Regions from separate parts of the Homo sapiens genome. Here region 1 is linked to region 2. A link is a loop called in an ENCODE intact Hi-C map of the cell type or tissue named here. Cell type or tissue: gastrocnemius medialis. All regions are shown on one strand. Each heading gives the region's core, and the rest is flanking DNA. Links, peaks and the distances in the headings are about the cores only.

What was found. Hi-C counts contacts between places; a loop is a spot of excess contacts. Peaks named below come from ENCODE experiments on the same cell type or tissue, not always from the same donor. Only the 100,000 strongest peaks of a DNase experiment are listed, where the experiment ranks them.
Region 1: it touches region 2 in a loop (3-fold over the local background); 1 of 110 quality-filtered maps calls a loop at or near these places.

The regions. Positions count from the first base shown.
Region 1 is chr4:84,745,781-84,757,202 of GRCh38, forward strand. It overlaps WDFY3 (WD repeat and FYVE domain containing 3), which reads right to left. Exons shown (of 68, transcript NM_014991.6): 33 at 11,146-11,381; 34 at 9,486-9,620; 35 at 7,917-8,096; 36 at 5,703-5,936. Among named protein-coding and RNA genes, the nearest start is that of WDFY3-AS1, 45 kb to the right of the region's middle. In gastrocnemius medialis, for the core only: a CTCF peak has its summit at 4,658 (motif pointing right); no DNase peak of the experiment used is centred there.
Region 2 is chr4:84,841,750-84,853,171 of GRCh38, forward strand. It overlaps WDFY3 (WD repeat and FYVE domain containing 3), which reads right to left. Exons shown (of 68, transcript NM_014991.6): 5 at 8,153-8,276. Among named protein-coding and RNA genes, the nearest start is that of WDFY3-AS1, 51 kb to the left of the region's middle. In gastrocnemius medialis, for the core only: no CTCF peak of the experiment used is centred there; no DNase peak of the experiment used is centred there; H3K27ac peaks cover 3,335 bases.

The DNA.
Region 1 (11,422 bases), core at 2,180-7,179, 97 kb before region 2:
GCAGGAGACTTGTGACCAAGGCCTGTCTAGTCCTTTCAAGCCGATACTACATTGGGAGTCTTATCCCTATAAACTGAAGAGGATGTGAGGACTTTTAAGTGATTAACAGCAGACTGATAGTTCCAGGAGGCTTTCCTTATATCAGAGACCATTTTTTCCAATAGCTTGAGTCATCATAATTTGCTAAGGAATAAAGCTGTCCAGTCACAGAAGGACATAAACATTTTGAAAAAAATGGTACTCCTGGTTGGGCACGGTGGCTCATGCCTATAATCCCAGTATTTTGGGAGGCTAAGGCAGGTGGATTACTTGAACGCAGGAGTTCAAGACCAGCCTGGGGAACATGGCAAAACCCTGTCTCTACCAAAAAAAAAAAAAAAAAAAAAAAATCTCTGGCATGGTGGTGTGTGCCGGTAGTCATAGCTACTTGGGAGGCTGAGTTGGGAGGATTGATTGACCTCAGCAGGTCAAGGATGCAATGAGCCATGACTGTGCCACTGCATTCCAGACTATGCAACAGACCAAGATCCTGTCTTAAAAAAAGAAAGCTACTCTTTCAGGTTCATAATCAACTCAAGGTGGTTAATGAGATTAGTAATGAGTAGGGCTTATCAAATCTTAACTAGAAAAAGTTTTGAAGTCTGTAAAACAAAGGGACTATTAAACGTACAGAAATGCTTGGTGAATAACATTTATTTTTATTAAAATAATATTCTTTCTTATTCCAGAAGGATTTAACACTGGCTCAGTCATCAACAGGCATTTAATCTTCTGATTCATCTCAATAAAACTGTTACACGAATGATGAGGACCCAGAATTTACACTTGTTACTGGTCCTAGTGGCCTAGTTTGATGTTCTTACTGAGATGTATAGCAGTCTAACTTTTCAAGGACTTAACATTTTATGAAAGCATGCATTATTGTCTCGGAGGTGTTCTTTTTCTTTTTAAACAATTCACTGGACTACTGTTTTGTGCCAGACACAGGGCTTATATATATACATTATCTCATATAGTCAGGAAAATACCCTTGAAATAGATACTAACATCCCCATTTTAGAAATAATTGAGGCTTAGAGAGAGTAAGTCACTTGGTCAAGTCACAACTAGGATTCAAATCTCAGTTTCTGTGAAGCCAAAGCCCATGGCTTCACCAGTTATGTCATACTCTCCCCACTCTACTAAAATCTCCTTATGAAAGTTAAAAGCACAAGAGCAAATCTGCAAAGTGTGGGCTACAATCTCTTCATCACTCTTTTAGATAAGACTGGTTGGCCCACCAGACAACCAGAATGAAGGCAGGACAGGCACGGTGATCTGCTCTGGACTCTGGTGGTCAGATCTGTTTTCCTGGTGAAAACAGCAAAGCCAGTCAACATATCCATCAGTCTCCTTTTTAAGGTCTTGGGGACACTACCCAGGATCTTTGTGTCCCACACACAGGCCAGACAGCCCTTACGCATCTGCTGCCCATGGGTAGACAGCACAGTGGCTATGGAAGGAAGGCCTTTGGAATTCTGTCCTGTTTCTGTAATGGGCTGGAAGCCTTTAAAGATAGGATTTTGAGACTCCTGATTCTGACTGTAGTCTGCCTGTTGACTGATTTTTCCTCTCTGAGTTACTTTGTGGTGCTCTCTTTGCCCAATTTGCCATTGTTTTTTGCTTGTTTCCCTGTAGTTCCTCAGGGTGGGTTTCACTCTGATGTATGACAATGGGGAGCTCTTGTAGAAGATGGTTGGCATAGAGTCCAGTGAACTCCTCAGACCATAGCAATGTGCTTATGTTGGCTGTATCCCCTACCAAATCTCATCTTGAATTGTAGCTCCCATAATCCCCACAAGTCATGAGAGGGACACAGTGGAAGGTAATTAAATCATGGGGGTGGTTACTCTCATGCTGTTCTTGTGATAGTGAGTGAGTTCTCATGAGATCTGATGGTTTTATAAGGGGGTTTTCCCCTACTTCATTCTGCACTTGTCCTTGCTGCCACCATGTGAAGATGGATGTGTTTGCTTCCCCTTCTGCCATGACTGTAAGTTTCCTGAGGCATCCCCAGCCATGCTGAATTATGAGTCAATTAAACCTCTTTCCTTTATAAATTTTTATTTTTATAAATTTATAAAATTTATATAAAGGAAAATTTTTATAAATTTTCCTTTATGAAGACATACCCAGTCTCGGGTATGTCTTTATTAGTAGTGTGAGCTTGGACTAACACGCACTCCAAGTCAGCACCCTCTCAGTTTCATTATCTTTACCTCCAGGTATACACAAATCTGTTTGAGCTGTTCTCATGCACTTTCTTCCCATTGCCACGGTATTTATTTGCAGCAAATTCATTTGGCTCTTCATGAGAAGTCTGGTGGTGACAGCACAGGGCACTGATAAACAGGAGCTAGGAGAAGAGTCTCCAGGCACCCTTGTAGAAGCCAACACAGGCCACGTAGTCAATTTTTTGAGTATGTTTAAGTGTTGGGCACTGTGTTATGAATATTAAATCTTATTTAGTTTTCACAATAATTCTCAGAGAGAGGTTCACTTTTATATCATTTTACAGATGTGTAAATTGTATAGATGTGAAGAGAATTGAACTTGGTCAAGGCCACACAGCTATATCCAGCACACATGTAATTCCTCAGAATACTTTTTGTTGGGTGATGTACATATATTTAATCCTCACAATAATCTTGTAAGAGAGATGGTAAATAATATCATTCTCTAGAGAATGAATTTAGCTTGGGAAGATGAAAATGCTTATATAATAAACAACAGGGCCAGAATTTAAACCCAGGCACTTCTTACTCTCAAACCCATGCTCTAGCTTTCTGCCACACCACACTACTTCCCTTGTATTTGGCCTCAGTCACACTAAAGCCAGTCTATATGAATGGGAATCTCCTACTTTTATGCTAATGAATTTTACTGCTAATGAAGATAATTTTACATGTTCTTTTGTAGGTATAATCAAGTAAGTAGATACTTTTATGATGAAATTCTAACACTCATAGGACTGAAGATGCTCTGGTTCACATTTACTGGACTCAGATGTTCAAGCCCCTTCCTTCACAAAGGTAAATGGTAAATATGTAAGATAATTCTCTCTCTCTTTTTTTTTTTTTGAGACAGGGTCTCACTCTGACACCCAGGCTGGAATGCATTGGAATGCAGTGGTGTAATTACGGCTCACTGCAACTTTGAACACCTGGGCTCAAGCGATCCTTCCACCTTAGCCTCCAGTAGGTAGGATACAGGCACGCACCACAACACTGGCTATGGCTAATTTTTTTGTAAAGATGGGATTTCACCTGTTGCCCGGGTTGGTCTTGAACTCCTAACTTTAAGCAATCCTTCTGCCTTGACCTCCCAAAGAAAGTGTTGGGATTACAGGCATGAGCCACCATGCTCAACCTAATTTTCTTCTTGAATCTCTTCATGGATAAAGACTTCATAATCATAATTTTCAAAATCATATGTTTATAATTTATTCTGTTACACCATTGGAAGACATAGAATGTTAATATTTCATTAATATAATTTTTTTTGTATATGTATTCTGCATATGTATATTAAAGATACTCAAAATATTTAAAAGTAAATTTCTATGTTCTTTATTAGATAGTATCCTATCTTCCTGTTTGGGAATTTCCAGGGATGAAGTTAATAGTTAAATGATTCAAAAATACACTAAGCCTTACTTAATGTCATTGACAGGCTCCTGGCAACTGCAACTTTAAGTGAAACAATGTACAGCAGGTCCTCAAATAACATCATTTCCTTCAACCTAGTTTTATTATAAGGTTGACGAGGAAAAAAATTTAGTTTTGTTACACATCATTTTGCTTAAAGTTGCAGCTACCAAGAACTTATCAATGACGTTAAGTGAGGACTTACTGTACTGACAGAATACACCAAGGCACTGTGCTAAAAGTTGTGAGAGATGAAGGAACACATGAAAGTTGTTCTCTAAGCAGTTTATAATCTATCTGGAAGCTTCAATCCTGACACCCCCTGCTTTTCCCTGAACTGTACTCCTACTCGCTAGTATATTGAAGCACTATTCTACCGTAGGGCAAATTCATGCCCACAACAAAGAGAACCTTACTTCAAGGTTAATACATGTTATTATATATCAAATTCTTCCTACTAAAAAATATAGAAAACAAAAATAAAGGGCAATTATACAATTTAAATATGGGTAATTAATTAGCTATTCAGGTACCAGAAGCTTGAAAATGCTATCACTGTATGTTTCCAGTCATTCCATATCTTTCATGTATGTATTTTCCTTTTTTGATCAGTTATGCTTTCTTGCACACATCTCTTCTGGACTTTATCCTATTATTTTCCAATAAACTATTTCACTTTTTCATAAAATGCTTCAAATTTTTACCCTATACAGTAAGATACTGGTCATCTCTCTTAGAGCTTTTTAAAGTTTCCAAAGGGGAGACGTTCCATTGGGCCTGCTTTTTAATTCTACCACATGCATTAGTGAGGAAACCAATTATTCTCCTGCCATTATTAAACACTGTCATCCTGGTTAAATGCTTAGCATAACTGGTACCCTAATTACATTAGTGATTTTAAAAAAAATTGACCAAATTGAGATACTTTCGCATGAATAAGATAAACATGTGGTTTTCAGGTTTCTATTTATAAGTTAACTGTACTAGCCACTAGAGGGAGCACAAAAAAAAAAAATCTCAGGTTCAGCTGTCAAACTGCTGAGAGACAGTGCAGTTCCTCAGGGAGAAAAGCAGTCTTCTCCACAGATTTACTCTTTCATAAAACATGTTATTTTCAGAGCCCCTGGCATGGACTGTTTGACCTTATTTATATGAATTGGTCAAAAGAACATTAATGTATATGCAACTAATTACATTGTATTAAATTTTCTCTCTGTGATATCTTCAGACTTTTCTAGGTAAACATTTTTTAATGCTTTTCTGGGATAGCTAATTTCTAGAGGCAGCAATGAGGTCACTTAAAGGCTTAGAGCCACTCTCATTTTCTGATGCATCAGTTGATTCATATCAATTGTCAGGAGAATGGGCAGGCAGCCAACCTAGAAGTTTGCTGCCTTGGGGAATTTAACAAGTACATCCTGGGCACCTGTTCTGTACAATGCACCATGTCTTAAGTTGCACAGGACACTGACAACAGTAATACCTGGCAATGACAGGTAAGAGAAATTGATGTAGGAAATTATAAGGTAAGAAGACAATGCCACTAGGCACTGTTAATGTCCAGGGAAGGGGTTGGCACACTATGGCCTGTGGGCCAAATCCAGCCTGTGCTGTTTCTGTAGATAAAGTTTTATCAGAACACTGCCATGCTCATTCTCTTACGTATTGTCCATGGCTGCTTTCTAGCTACAACATACTTGAACAGATGTGACAGAGACCGTATGGCCCACAAGCTTAAAATATTTACTATTTGGCTTTTTACAGAAGAAGTTCGCCAGCTCTTAGAGAAAGGATGATAAAGGACTGAATTAGAGACATCCTTGAGGGAAGGAAAAGAACAAACTGATAGGGTTTAAAGCACATGTGGGATTAAGAACTTTCCACAGCCTATAACATGTTCTGCCTACACATAAACAAGAGGAATTAGAAATCCTTGTTATAGAACTTGTTTGGTTACTAATGTTCTAATTTAAAAAGTAATGCAAAAGAGATGTAAATGCGTTTCTTTTTCTTTACCTCCAACAAAAGATCAATTAGTGGAGTTTGCTTGCTGGCAGGAGTGAGACAGAGGTTGTCTATGATTAAGACCCGCATGAAGTCAAAAACGAACTTTTTAGCCGGGTGATTGGTCAGATATGTCTTGGTGCCCACATTGCAGTACTCTGATTGGCTCCTGTTCATCCCTGTGTCTGCTGCAAACGCTTTAAACTCTTCTGCTGGAGATCCAACTTCATCATCAAGGTCAGTCACCTAGTAAAATCAAGTGGAAAGATACGGTAATCACATTAGACTCTGACATTTTTACTTCTGTGTTTCCTAAAAATAAAACTGGAGCAGCAGCATTTTCCACCTATTAAGCTATTCAGCACATTATTTCACTCTGCTTTACTCGACCCTTCCTTTCAAGGTAGTAATCTGGCACCATATGTCATGGTTACGCAACATATGGTGTTTCTGACTGACCACTAACAATACGTCACCTTTAAGTTGAATTGTATGTCTATTGTGGCTAACTGCACTTAAAATATATGGAATAATAAAATTAGAATAAATATGTTTCCATATTTGAACTCTACCCCTACTGTGAAGTCAAATGTCACAGAATTTCACATAAAAATCTGGCATAATGGTAGCATGTAAGGGGTGATCCATTTATTATAGGTTAAAAAAACCCCAAATAAATTTAAAAAAAAAACAACAATATTGGTGCCAATTTTGAACCAAGTGACAGAGCGAGACTAGCAAACAAATTATAAGATGCTGATGGCCAGGCACAGTGGCTCACGCCTGTAATCCCAGCACTTTGGGAGGCCGACATAGGCAGATCACCTGAGATCAGGAGTTCGAGACTAGCCTGGCCAACATGGCGAAACCCCATCTCTATTAAAAATACAAAAAAATTGGCCAGGCGTAGTGGTCCATGCCTGTAATCTCAGCTACTCAGGAGGGTGAGGCAGTAGAATCACAGGAGAATCGCTTGAACTTGGGACGTGGAGGTTGCAGTGAGCCGAGATCGTGCCACCATTGCACTCCAGCCGGGATGACAAGAGCGAAACCCCGTCTCAAAAAAAAAAAAAAAGATGCTGACAAGGAAAAGATATTGATATATTATTGAAGGTCTTTTTTTTTTAAACCAAAAATAAGGATTCTAAAATTATAAACAAGCCAAGGTATTAAGGTCATGTGTCACATTTGCCTTTCTCCTAAAAATCCCCACCATTTTAGAATAAGTATTGTACCTTTATACATGGAGAAAAATTAGTATAAAGAAGGTCATTTATCCCAGGTCCTAGAGTATATGGTGGAAATATGAAGAAACATCATGAAATTTTGAAGTACTATGGAGGAATAACTATCTTTTGGGTGTGTTTTATCTATTTATTTTTAAACCTGTTTTATGTTTACAGTTTATTAGCTAATCAACATCAACGTGCAAAAGTAAGTGATAAGCCCCTGCTATATGGTTTTGTGTAAACTACAGTAGTTCATTCGTTTTGAAAAGTCACCAATATTTATGTCAACTGAACTATTAGTTACTGTAATGAATAGTATTTAGACTCTAAAGTTATGAAACTATCCTGCAAGCCCTCTGCAAAAATGTGCTTCAGTGAATTTCCACGTGAATACATTTTCAAAGCAGGAAACCAGGCAGCATTTTTGGGCTTATTTTAAAGAACAAAAGAGTATCTATACTATATGTGATTATAATCTAATAGTTTTTAAGTTAGTACAAAATAAGCAAAATAAAACTTTAATGAAAAAAGAAAAGTCAGGCGGAAGAAAGGACCAACATTTGCTTTCAACCCTATAATTTATTGGCAAAAGTTAAATCCAGCAAATACCTACTTCCTAAAATAAAAAATAAATAAATTTGGTCAGACTAGAGTTATCTTAATGGAAAAGAACATTTTACAACTACACAGCTGGCATCGCGTAAAATAAATGAATCAACTACTTGAAAAGGGAAATTACTAACAAGGGACTTACAAGAATATGGTGAATGAGAAAAGGAAGTAGAGTTCACTGTGATTTTAGGAGAAAGCAGAAGGAAACTGTGGGGAGCTGGGGACACCGGACAATAATGCAAGAGGTGATGTATAAAGTTATGAAACTGTAACTTGGTCAGAAACTTAAAAGACTGTCAAAAAAAATCTGCTAACCATTGAAACAGACTAATTCCAGTTCTGACATTCTAATTCCAGTTCTGACATTTTCCTCCCCCTTTCCTACCATCTCTGAGTAAGGGCGAATATTGAAGGGGAAGACGGTGGCTGCTAATGCACACAGGAAGTCAGGGCTCATCCACATGGAGGCAAGGTCTGGCACGTTGTGATACAAATATCTGAAGAACTGCATCAGGGTCACAGGATATTCTCGGAGCCAAGATCCCTCTTCTTCTGATTGCCAAGGCTGTTATGGGGACATGAGAGGAAACACTATGTTACAGTTATTGACACTGCTATAAATTATTTTAAAAATCCATTACTCAGTATTCTTATGAAACTGGATATATTGATGGTCCAGAACTCTGTAAACCACACATATGAGCAAACACACATGTATACACACATGCAAAGAAATTTAGAAACTAGCTAAAACAAAAAATCCCCTTAGAAACTGATAGGATCATTGTCTAATCATTAGATTAATCGCAGGTCTGCTAACTAGAATCAGTGGTTTTGATTATTCATTATTATTACCATGAGTGTTGGTGGTACCAAAGTGGCTGTATTACCATTAATGTTGCCCCATCGTGCATCATGCTAAGTTAGGAGTAAGATAAAAGGTAGGGAAGTTACTTCACCTTTCTGAGCCTCACTCTTAAGCATTATGTAATACAACAATGATGATGATAAAAAAATGAATACTGTATATTTGAACAATGTATATCTTCTGATACCTGCCCAGAGAGTATCTTTTAAAAAACTTTTCTTATGTCTTTATAGTTGTTTATGAATAGGCACCAAAACGAGACTCCTAAAACATTCTAAATTAATACATTTAATGGTAATGTTCTGTTCTTAGATGATACAACAATAGTTTTGACTGAAATTAGATTTGTCAGGTACATGTAATTCAAGGAGTCAAGTTAATATTTCCTGTTACAACACAATCCTAAATTGTATAAACAAATCTGGTCATTATTCACAGTATTCCTGTCAGATCAACAGGAACATCAGTTCTGTCTTTTACTCTTTCAATTCTTCATCTCTAAGTTAGACATAATTAGAGCAGAACAAAAGCAAAAACAAAATCAAATGAAACTTGTATTGTTAACATTTCTGACCTCTAAATGAAAGTGACTTTAAAAGTTGAAATAACATATTATTGTAATAACATATACTACAAATATGTACTCATTATATATGTACTCATTATTATATATTTTATTACATTAATAAGTTAATACTTACGAAGCACTTATTATGTATCAGCCATGTTTATAAGTGCTTTATGTGTATACACTATCTTATTAATTCCTCACAAATACCCTAAGAGATGCATGCTATTATTGTCGGCATTTTAAACACCAGGAAACTGAGGCACATAACTGAGGATAATAGATTGGAAGTACCAGAGGTGAGATTTTAACCCAGGTAGGGCTCCAGAGTGCACGGTCTTAACAACTACACAGTCTGTTCTTACGTTAGATATAATTTTGTCTAACATAAGAGTCTGAAGTTCCAGAGATCATGCAGTAAATAAAGTAGTTATGTTACCAAAAAATTCCTCTATTTACAAAAAAGTATCCTAGGCAGGAGGAATTCTCAATAGGCCTGGGCATTTGAGTGAACTTACTGAAGTCAGCATGCTGCGGAGCATTCCCAATAATAAAAAAACAGCTTCTGTGCATACGTTATGGATAGAAGAGACCACAGTTCCGCTGGAGGCAGGAACTCCAAAGATGAATGTCCAAATGGAATCCAAATCAAACTGCAGAGGTGAAAGGGAGCAAATATTAGCCACCACTAATTTTTCAGTAGAGACCCTCATAAGTTCTAATAGGCTAAAATTTCTTTGAAACTAGTTTTTTGTTGTTTTTAAAAGTAACCAATGATATAGACATAAAGAACTAGTACCCTTCCATCCTACATTTTAAAACTCATTTTTATAGATATAAAAAATTGAATACTGTGTATCATTCTGCATTCTGCCTTAGGTACCTATGTTAAAAACATTGCTTTCTACCTTTTTCCTAAAGAATATAAAAATAAAATACATGTTAATTAGCCAAGAGATAAAATTATAGAACAAATAAATTTAAGCAAGATCTTTTAAACAAAGCACATTAAGCTCACTTCTTTCCCATTCTCAGCAGTATTTTAATTTTAGATTACTTACAGATAAATCTGATAAAATAAAATTAATTTAAGACTTATTAATAGCAGTTTTATATATAAACTTTATGACTATGGCACCATGGATATTGAAAAATTGCATAACCAATACAACTGTGCTAGGCATGAATCTGTATCTTAATTTAATCTAAGGGCACAGACTCAAGTGTTTACACTTAAAAGATTTTGTCAACTACTAGAATTGATTTGAATAGCATTTGGCATTAGGATGGAAGTGTAGTTGAGTCTAAAAGCTAAATTCCTACAGTGCCACAAACATAAGCTATATACAGACATCTTTAACAGTCTTCAATTAGAAGTCAAGTAAAGTCTTACTATTTTCCCAATGTGGATGCTATCTATCATTAAGTAATTTTTTTTTCCTAATCCGAATTTGCACTGAGAATCCTGTCATACCCACTCGAGGAGTGATATTTAATTTATGGTATATAAGCCACTCCTTTCATTTTTAATTCTGCAGAAATCAATCACATGACAGGCTGGACACAGTGGCTCGCGCCTGTAATCCCAGCACTTTGGGAGGCTGAGGCAGGTGGATCACCTGAGGTCAGGAGTTCAAGACCAGCTAGGCCAACATGGTGAGACCCTGTCTCTACTAAAAATACAAAAATTAGCCCAGCGGGGTAGCGCCTGACTGTAGTTTCAGCTACTCAGGAGACTGAGGTGGGAGAATCGCTTGAACCCGGGAGGTGGAATTTTCAATCAGCTGAGATCATGCCACTGCACTCTAGCCTGGGTGACAGAGTAAGACTCTGTCTCACAAATAAAATAAAATAAAATAAAATAAAATAAAATAAAATAAAATAAAATAAAATAAATCATATAACAAAAGAGTTCTTTAGATCACCATTAAATATCATCCAGAGTCTTTATGCATCTATAATATACAGAGTTATCATATAGGAAAAAATTGTAAATAGGGACAAAGGACTTTTTGGGAAAATTTTCTGTGGTATTTTCAGATTTTTCTGTCCCAAATCAAACCTTAAATGTGGGGAAAGTGATGGAATTGACAGTTGGTTTTACAGTGATTATCCATTATCCTACGGTGATTCTTTGGAATACGTAATTTCACGCACCCCTTGCTAGATAATTCCTACCTGGCAACCCTGCTTACTCCGGCAGCTGATGACAGGCACACTGACCTGCAGGTTCTCAGGCAGCTCACTAACTGGCTGCTGCAGAAACAAGGCCATGAGGAGAAAATAGAGGGCAGGGACATTAGTGTGTTTAGGAAGGAATGACTGAAGGACTGGAAAACCAGGAAAATGACAAGCATCTCGGTTAATCTCCCTGACCGTCGATCTCCCACCAGCACTTCTGCCCACGTTGAATCCTAAGAGAAGAGGAATATAACAGTAAGTGCAAAATCAGCAA
Region 2 (11,422 bases), core at 3,305-8,304:
TAGAGATGCCTAATTACGAAGGAGGGTAAGCTACTGGCTGTATTTGATTTTCTGGGCAAGAGGGAGCAAATGCAGTTTCTTGAGCAAAGGAGATGATGAAAGGATTATACTAAGACTATTAATCTAGTAGTAATGTGTATGACAGACTGGAAGGCTAAGGAGAATGGTGAGAGGGAAATAAGAGGTTTCCTAAGTAATACACAGAGGAATAACTTGAGTAGCTCAGAGTAGGAAGAGAGAAACGTGAAATACATAAGACAGCCAATCACAGAACTGCAGACTTGGAAGAATCTTCAAAAGTAAATTTAGTTGATTATATTTCTTATTAGAGAGAAGAGTAAATGGAGAAGTCTCTAAATCTGTATCTAATTTCATCAGCATGGCTTGCCAATTTTTACAGTAACATATGATAGGAGTTAAAATTGTCAGAAAAGAAGTCCAATTTGGCAGGGCATGGTGGCTCACACCTGTAATCCCAGCACTTTGGGAGGCCAAGGCGGGCAGATCACCTGAGGTCAGGAGTTCGAGACCAGCCTGGCCAACATGGAGAAACCCCATCTCTACTAAAAATACAAAAATCAGGCAGGTGTGGTGTCATGAGCCTGTAATCCCAGCTACTTGGGAGGCTGAGGCAGGAGAATCACTTGTACCCAGGAGGTGGAGGTTGCTGTGAGCCAAGATCACGCCACTGCACTCCAGCCTGGGCAACAGAGTGAGACTCTGTCTCAAAAAAAAAAAAAGAAGTAAGTCTAATTTGTTCACTAGGAACTAACTGGGTAAAAACTAACATATACTTGGTGGCTCACGCCACCAAGGTCAGGAGATCGAGGCCATCTTGGCCACTAACACAGTGAAACCCCATCTCTACTAAAAATACAAAAAATTAGCCGAGTGTGGTGGTGGGCACCTGTAGTCCCAGCTACTTGGGAGACTGAGGCAGGAGAATTACTTGAACCCAGAGGCGGAGGGTGCAGTGAGCGGAGATCACACCACTGCACTCCAGCCTAGGCAACAGAGCGAGACTCCGTCTCAAAAACAAAACAAAACAAAAAACTAATGTATACTTAACACACTTCATAAAGAAGTAGAAAGTAGAAAATAAGATTTAGGTTATCTTAGATGTATTTTTTCTTCAACTTAACATAAAATAAAAGTGTTTTATTAGATAACTGAATACAAGACTTACACATGATTCTGGGCTGGGCAAAGTTTCATCTTTGTAAACTTCCATTTGAGGGAACATTTTAGCACGAAAATTTTAAAAACAGATTCTTTTTATTGAGTCTTAACTATATATCAAGCATTGTGTTAAGTACTTGTGGGTTTAACTCATTTAACCTTTACAAGAACCCTGTGAGTTATTTTCTACTAATATATTCCTTACAATAGTATAAGTTGAGAAATGCAGAAGATAAGTAATTTGCCTACAATCACATAGCTAGTCAGTGAAAGAGATCTGGATAGGGCTGAGGTTGAATGATACAGGGAGATTCCAAACTCCATCGACAAAACAAACTATCTTTACATAACAAATATATTTTACTATTTTGTAAAGAATAGCATAACTGTATCACTGTAAAAAAATAACTTTTATTTTCACCTACCAATTTCAATATGTGTCATTAAGAATATTTCAAAGGCATCTCCCACTTTTTATTTTATTATTTTTGAGACAAGGTCTCACTCTATTGTCCAGGCTGGAGTGCACGATCACGGCTTACTGCAGCCTCAATCTCCTCAACTCAAGCAATCCCTCCGCCTCAGTCCCCCATGTAGCTGGGACTAACAGTATGCACCACCATGCCTGGCTAATAAAAACAAAATTTTTTTGTAGAGACAGAGTATCGCTGTGTTGCCCAGGCTGGTCTCAAACTCCTGAATTCAAGTGATCCTCCTGTCTTGGTTTCCCAAACTACTGGGATTACTTGTACCTGGGTGTGAGCTACTGTGCCCAGCCTCACGTTTTATTTTAAATGAGGTAAGCAGCTCATTTTAAAAGTATATAGCATTTAGTGCTATCTTAAAAAATTATGTATACTAGCAAGGAATTTTAAATAAAACCTCCATAAATCAAATGGTTTCTTAAAACTTTGGGTAAAAAATGCCCACTACTAGTCAGAAACATACTGGGTCTTTTAATTTCAATAATATTTAACAAATTCAAATATAAACGATTTAACTTAAGTTTTTAAGAGTTAATGAAAGAATATATTAATATTAACCTATCTTTAGAGTTGTCAATCATTTGATTCAAGCTTTATCTTTCACACTGCATTTCAATACATATAGTTAGAATGAAAAACCCAGAAATGAAGTTAATAAAGCCCAGGATTTCATTAAATAAGTAAAGAATGCGGACAATCTTAAATGCAATTTCTCAGCCTACACTGAGAGTAAACAAACGAATTCAATTAGCATTCAGAACAACCAGAATGCAAAACATGTTAATAAGTGAAATACAAGTTTTCCTTTGCAAAGTCCATTTAAAGCGTATTCCATTTTCAAATTTATGCTTCACAATGATGGTGAGTCACATTAATGGTATTATTATACTTATTTAATTAATGAAGACACGAAGCCCTAAACACCCTTGCCCCCTCCAAAAAAAAATTCCACAAGTTAGTCAGAAAAACAATATTAGAACTCACAGCTTCCATGCTTCTTTTCATTTGACAATATATAACCACATCTTGGGAATGAAATTACCTGAAGGTGTTGTGGCTTTGAAATCCTTGGGGGACAGCAGGGCACACTGTTTTTCTGTTTAAAAAAAAAGGCTGGGTTGTCTAAGTAGGGATTCACTAAATTCCACTAATCCCACCACAAGAGTACTGGGGTCAACATCATCCAGTCTCTCCATTGCTGGATTGCTGCCCATATTGGGGATTGCACTACTAGGTTTAACAGTGGCACCTAGCATGTAGAAAAACATTAATAATAAACTAAAGATACTACTTTATGCAGGTAGGAATTTTCTGCTTTGCTGATATAAATTGACCATGTGCCCTTAAACTTAAGCAGAATTAGAACTGGCTGAGCTAACTAGAAGAGATGGGGGAAAATCTTAAGATACACCCTCTATACAATCTGGCCACAACATTATGTTTTTGTCAAATTAACTGAGTCACTACTTACTTCCAGCAAAAGCCACATGGAGGCAAAGGACCAAGAAAGAATTAAGGGAGACAAGGAGACTGTGACTTGACCTAAACGTATAACAAATCATCCATGTATCCATTTTGCAACTTGATATTCCCTAAAAGGTTTCCATTTTCACAAACTTCAGATAGATGTAAACAACAGAACTGCACATAAGCTTGTTTCCTACTGAGATATCTACAGCCCATATCTCAAGTAATCTGATAAAAAAAAGGCTGTGTCTGTGGGTGCTGATTAGGTAACACCCAAAATAACAAGTCTTCCATAGCAAATTCAGAGGGGTACTGGAAGAATAATCTTGTTCTGGTGAACAACGAACACAGCCAACCTTCAAAGGAATAATAAAAGGTTCACTTCACCTGTTTTTTTGTAGAAAAAGTGTGTGAATGTAAATTAAGACAAAATTCTTTTCAATGATAACCTCCTATAAAATAAAAGGTTATATGAGCTATCTAAAGTAGTCCAACTTACAGAAGAAGAAAGCAGAATGGTGGTTGGTGGCCAGGGGCTGAGGAGAGGGGGAAATGAGGAGTTGCTGTTCAATGGGTATAGTTTCAGTCATGTAAGACACAAAAAGCTCTAGAGATCTGCTGTACAGCATGGTATGTATAGTTAACAGTCTGTACTGCACACTTAAAAATTGGTTAAGAGGGTAGATCCCATATTAAGTGCTTTTTTTAAGCACAATAAAAATAAATAAAAAATAAAGATGAAATATTAAGAGTTGGATGATTTAGGATATACTTAGGCCCTGAAAAATCTAGAACTTTTTACTAGAAAAATCAATAGGTCACAAAGTCTCCATGAATGTATTTTTGATAACAACACTGACCAAAAGAATCTTCCAATGTTCTAAACTAAAAATGAAAGAAAAAAAACAAGGATTCCCATAGCCAGGGTAAGGCTAACTGAGGAGACACTCCAGAATTATGTTCTTCTCTCCTAAAAATCAGGAAGGGTGGCCCTTCTAACTCTACTCCAATTCTCAAAGCATTTAAAAAAAAAAAAGGCAGAGAAATCCTATGTCCAAAATCAGTAAAAATTTAGGTGCTATTAATACACGGGTGAACACAACAGACAATAAAATTAAATAAGTAAATAAAATACTTTCAGATGATAACAAAGCTATGAAGGTTAACATACAATGTGACTGAATAGATACTAAAGGGTGTGGGGACACAGGATAGAAGACCTATTTGAGATACGGTACTTAGGAAAGATCTTTCATGAGGAAGTAACACACAAAATAAATTGAATATCATAGGATTCAAAGGTTAATGAATTTCACAAGCTTAAAACTAAAAATTATGTGAAATTACACAATATGAAAAAAATGTATCTTAAAAAATCCCTAGTTAATAAGATGTCATCAATGAGGAAAAGTGGATGAAGGGCACATGATCCTAGCTACTATTTTTGAAATTTCCTAAGAGTCTACGATTATTTTAAACTTAAAAGTTAAAAAAAATACTTGTGTAATTCTTACTGTAATTAACAATGAGACATCTTCTACTTGATTTAAGACATCTTTCATTACATCTAAAAAATTGCCCTGTGGATGTAAAATCATAAAGGGAGTTAGGAAAACAAATCTCCACTGTAGCAAAATATCTTTCTACAAACATGCAGATTAGGTATTTAAAAATATAGTAACAGAGGCAAGTATAAATAAGTTTTAGGAATTTTTTCCTAATCTAGTATGTCATTCAAGAAAGAATGGGGATACCTAATTTCATCAGCGTGGGTATTTCCTCACAGTACTGTGAAAATGGATGAATACATCCATTAAAATGCTTGTAAACGTATTTTTAAAAGGTATAAACTTTTAAGAACAAGAACAGAATAAGTGAAAGCAATGAAATTTTGGATATTAAAATAGCAGAGAGATTCACGGTTACTGATTAGCAAACCCTAGAATCTTGAAGTAATTCAGGAAAAGTGGAAAAGCAACCAAACTACCAAAGAACCCCTGAGAGGCTCAGGAATTGGTGGCACAATGCACCTTTGGAAGCAGAAGTAAATAAGCAACTACACAGAGAAGGACTGGTGGAAAATATGTTCAAGAGCAGTTAGACCCAAGGTCCCTACTACTATGTGGGCCCTAGACCAGAGGTTTGTTTGTTCACTGAAAAGAGTAAGAGAGGGAGTACGCATTGAGGGGCACAAGGCACCATGTGGACATACAAAGGTAAAATAAAAGCTTATATACTAAAGCTTGAGGTCTCCAAACCTTTCCCCTACTTTGCTTCCAAAGTGCTGAGTCAGGCATATATCTTCCAAGCAGAGACTGGACAATTCTCTGAGCACCTGCTTAGTTTAGGAAAAAGATCACCAAAAAAACAGCCTAGCAAGATCATCTTATGTTGCAGCCCACAGCTGCAAGCTTCACACACAATTAAAAAGCTTTTTAATGCTCCATTCTTATGTAAGAGCAGATGATCAAGGGTGAGACATGTATGGACATTCTCTAACATAAGAGACAAAGACAAAAACAAATTGATAAAAAAACCTTTTTATTAAACCTGAAAGAAACAGATTATTTATGGAGACAAAAATCTGAAAGAAAAACAAGAAACCGCCGGGCGCAGTGGCTCATGCCTGTAATCCCACCACTTTGGGAGGCTGAGGCGGGCGGATCATGAGGTCAGGAGATAGAGACCATCCTGGCTAACACAGTGAAACCCCGTCTCTACTAAAAAAAAAAAAAAAAAAAAAATTAGCCGGGCATGGTGGCACGTGCCTGTAGTCCCAGCTACCCAGGAGGCTGAGGCAGGAGAATCGATTGAACCCAGGAGGCAGAGGTTGCAGTGAGCTGAGATCGCGCCACTGCACTCCAGCATGGGGGCCAGAGTAAGACTCCGTCCCAAAAAAAAAAAAAAACCAAAAAAAAAAACAAAAAAAAACAAAAAAAACCCCAGAAAGGTAAGAAGAAAATGCAGCCCCAAAATAATAGAAACCAGTTAAGAAAGAACACTTAGAAATGAAAAACATTTTTTAAAATGAGAAAAATATAATGTCACAAATGAAAAAAAAAACTCTATAGAAGAGATAGATGATAAAATTGAGGAGTTCTCTTAGCAAGTAGTCAAAACACAAAGATAGAAAATGAGAAGAAAGATAAGAAAATGAGAGGAACAGTCTAAGAGGTCATCTAACTAGAAGGAGAAAACAGAGGAGGATATCATTAAACAATTCATGAAACTTTGCCCAAATTAAAGGATATGAATAACCAGACTGAAAGAGTTCAATGAGTACCCAGCACATGTATAAAAATAGGTCTACCACAAGGCATGTTATTATGAAATTTTAGAAAAGCAGGGACAAAGAGAGGATCCTAAAAGCTTCTAGAAAAAAAAAAATAGGTCACAGAGGAAAAAAAAATCAAGAATCTACGTAGCTTTCGATTTCTCAATAACAATGTAAGAGCCTAAATTATAAAAGAAAATTTTTTAAATTCTGAGACAAAATGATTTCCCACACAGAACCTGATACTTACTTAAAGGATGACTGATAATAATGCAAGCAGCAAGATTTTCCAAAATGACCCTGAGTGCTCATCCTGGGCTGCATGGAAGGACAGAGCTAAGACACCCACCACTGACCATCTCAACCCATGGTCAACTTTCCCAGGCAATTAGTAGCTTCTAATCTCTGCTAAGAGGACCTCCTGGATTACACAGCTAGCATTCTCAAACAACTCCTATAAATATCTAACAAGTATTCAATGGCCTAAGTCATAGGCAGTTTAAATGTCTCTTTACTAACAAGATTACTCTTGAGCTTGTCCTTTAGGAATGGAGAACAATGGGGGATGGAGAGGAGGAGACAGAAGTATCTCTCCATTTAAACGTAAACCACAGCTGTGTATTCAGCACATCTCCCCAGCACATGTATCTGTGAGATCATGAGAGTCGTAGATATGTGTCTTCTTGTCTCTTATTGACCCTTGGTTTTGTATTAAATACATTTCCTTTTCTATAATAATCATGCTGTATGATGTAGTGGAATTTGTTCTAAGTCCTGGCAGCTGAAAGGTTGTCAGGCTAAAGGTATCACTTTACTTACTGAAAAGAAAAGAACCCATTTTTCACAGCAATAGTCAAAAAATGTTTAACTCAGGGTATGTCTAAAACAACAAGCAGAACAAAACCCTAATAACTCCCCTGTATCCTTTTTTATAAAGCTGCTGGAAAATATGCTTTACCAAAATTAGGAATTAAGGGATTCAGGAAACAGAATCCACCCCCAAAAAATGAAAAGGCATCCCAGGACAATGTGAATAGTGATGTTAAAATGGCAGCTGTGCACTGGCCTAGAGAGCAACTACTACAGATGACACAGAGACCCCTAAGTAGCTTATGGTCTACTGGGAAGATCAAGACACATGCACAATGACCACCCAGGAGGTTGAGAAGAAAAACAGTAGTTCAGAACAGAAAAAAATTTTCTTTGCCTAAAGAAATCAAAAAGCATTTCATCAAGGAAGCATGACTTAATCATGCTGACATTTAGACATATTGAAATGAGGAAAGATTCTCCTTCCTCAGTGAAGCATTCTAAGTAAATGATTAAAATAAGAGTATACACATGTTTGAAGACTACAGACAGCTGGATTTGGTTGAAATACAGAAAAGAAAACAAGCAATAGAGCAGGGTATGCTAAAAAAAAAAAAAAAAAAAAGACCAGATGATAGCTTTGCCTTAAATTTCATGCTGAGGAATTTGTATTTTGCTCAAAGGGAAACAGAGTATTTTAAAGGGTTAGGGTGGAAGTGGTAGTGGTCCAGGCAGAGTAGCCTTGAGCAGAACTACTGGAGAGTTGAAGATGCTGAAACCAGGAAAAGAATGTGACTCTAAGAAAGGGAAAGGGAATGGGTAAATGAACTCAATGTGCTGAGAACAAGGTCTGTTTTCCATTTAATTTTAATGGGACTTTTACAGAACTGCTTGTTCATTCAAACAAATCAGTTTTTGCTGGCTACTGTAAAAATACCTGTGGATTTGTTTGATGCTCTCCTTCGAATTTCTGTCACCATTAGTCGTGAGACTTGTGTTGTGAACTGCAGAAGATCAGAAAATTTTTCTGTCATTGTATTCGGCGGAGCATTTCCAAAAACCTGTAGATAAGAAAAGACATTGTTAATGAAGCACTGACAAATTTTTCTTTTTATTTTGTGAATTTTCAAGTGTGGTATGACTTGAAAATCAAGTCCAGAAAAGTCTACCTACACAGTTACTTTGAATCTTAATATGTTGAAAATACAACGCTTTCAATAAATCACATGTCTAGCCACATTTCCTTTTACATATAAATTTGTTGAAGAAATGATTAAATAAATGAAATCTAAGACCCATAGACATTATTGATAAAATTTGAATCAATCTCACGAAAAACATTAGAAATTATAACGTTTCTTTTTTTTTGGGGGGGACAGATTCTCACTCTGTCGCCTAGGCTGGAGTGTAGTGGCACGATTTTGGCTCACTGCAACCTCTGCCTTAGGTTCAAGCTATTCTCCTGCCTCAGCCTGCCAAGTAGCTGGGACTACAGGTGCATGCCATCATGCCTGGCTAATTTTTGTATTTTTAGTAGAGATGGGGTTTCACCATGTTGGCCTGGCTAGTCTTGAACTCCTGACCTCTGGTGATCCGCCTGCCTCAGCCTCCCAAAGTGCTGGGATTACAGGCGTGAGCCACCACATCCAGCCAACATTTTTCTGAGGAAAGCTAATTTGAGAATTTAGAGAAAAGTTATAAAGGATCTTTGATGGAGTACAGGCACACTGGATGGTGAAAAGCAGCTCTACTGCTAAATCCCAGGCTGACGTCAGAATTCACTAAACTCATTTCATGTCTCAGAATTTCCTCAGTCTAATCACAATAATTTACAAAACAAGGCTGTTACCAAAAAAACTAGAAAACAGAAATGGGAGGGTCATGAAACAAACTTGTTTTTACACAAATTTTAAAATAAATGAGCTTTAGAATAAATAATTCTTATTTTTAATTTTATTTATCTGTTTTTTTTTTTTTTTTTTTTTTTTTTTTTTTTTTTTTTTTTGAGAACTGGTTCTTGCTATATTGCCCAGGCAGGTCTTGAACTCCTGGGTTCAAGCTATCCTCCTGCCTCTGCCTCCCTAAGTGCTGGGATTACAGGTGTGAGCCACTATATCCTGCCTAAAATAAATAATTTTTAAAAATAAATGGGTATGAGTTCAGCAAAGAGAATTTGAGAAAATGAAACCTGGACAGACCATCATAAGAAAAGAAATGGTATTTTAATGGGTATATAACTAGATATATCCTGAGGTATTATTTTAAAGAATATTCTTTATAGCTGAAAGGAAATTCTCTATATTCTAAGGCTATTATAGTATCTCTCCCTTTTAACAGTCATTACACAGTAATTTATATTATTATTACCTATTGAAATGTCACTACAAAAGGAGAAAACATAATTTACTCAACTTCATATTCTCCCAAGCCAACACTCTGCCTTTTATAGTAATGCTCCCTAAATATGGTTGTTTATTTATATGCTGACTGCCCTCACAATCAAATTCTAGAGAACATTCAGGGAGCACTGAAGGAGAACATGAGAACATAAACTAAAATCAAGAAGGAAAACAAAACAAACAAGCAAATAAAAGACCCAGCTAGGGAGATGGACTGGAAAAGAAAACTAAATAAAAATCTAAGACTGGAAAGACCTCTATATTTTCCATGTATTGGTTACAAATTTTGGCTCAAAGATACAGAAGAGAAAACCTGATCAATCACATCATTCACAATGCCTTTAGCATGAAAAAATATATATATTTAAGGAAGTAGTTCTATTCCTCATATTATACTAGTCCCCCCTTATCTGTGAGAGGTAAGTTCTAAGACCCCACTGGATGCCTGAAACCACGGATAGTACCAAAGCCCGTAAACACTGTATTTTTTACTATAATACATACCTGTGATAAAGTTTAAGTAATAAATTAGGCACAGTAAGAGACTGGCAACAATAATAATAAAGTAAAAAAATTGTAATAATATACTATTCACAATTTCACAAATACAAGATTCCTTCTTATTATAGATCTCAAAAACCTCAGCACACAGTTTTTGGTCTTTCCTTATTAAGTCAAGAACTTTTACCTTTTCACTTAAAGGAAGGACTTCTCTCTGGCATACACAAGTGGCCAACCCCATAACTTTTGCACTTTGGGGCCATTATTAAGGAAAATAGAGTTTCTTGAAAACAAGCAGCTTGATACCAGGACAATAGGTCTCATAACTGAGGCTGCTACTAAGTGACTATTGGGCAGGTGGCCCATAAATCATGGATACACTGGACAAAGGAATAATTCACATCCCGGGAGGGATGGAGCTGAATGGTGTCAGATTTCAAACTTATGAATTGTTTGTTTCTGTAATTTTCCACTTAATATTTTCAGACCACAGATGACCAAAACCATGAAAAGCAAAACCATGAATAAGGAGGGATTACTGCATAATATAAACAATTCCTTCCAAAGATCCCAATAAAAGAATATAACAAACAATGTAATATCCTTCTAATAGAAAATGTGTTTCTTACATGTTTCTTATAACCTCCCTCAAATTAAGTTGAAAATGCTAAAACAATAAATAAATTCTACAAGGGTATCGTTTTTTCCAGACACCTAGTCTGTTCAATAGTTTGACAAATGAATAATTTGTAATAATCTCAAAATCTCAAAAAATAAACTGTACTTTTCAATACTTCCTCAACACATTTTTTTCCTGAGATTTTGATAAATGTTGTGTGCTTAGAATTAACCTATACTACTTGTTAAATAATCTATGTTACCTGTTAAATAAACCTCCCCTTTTTTTTTTTGAGATAGGGTCTTACTCTGTCATTCAGGCTGGAGTGCAGTGGCGCAATCATGGTTCACTGCTATCTCAACCTCCTGAGCTCAGGTGATTCTCCCACCTCAGCCTCCTGAGTAGCTATGACTACAGGTGCCTGCCACCACACTCAGCTGATTTTTGTATTTTTTGTAGAGATAGGAATTTCGCCATGTTGTACAGGCTGGTCTTGAACTCCTGGGCTCAACTGATCTGCCCATGATGGCCTCCCAGAGTGCTGGGAATACAGGCATGAGCCACTGTGCCCGGCCAGAAACCTCTATTCTTTAACAAACTGAAGACTGATAAAAATTGAGAAACCTAATAATGACACATCTTTGAATAGCCATTCCACCTGTGCTCAGAGATGAGTACATAGCCTTTT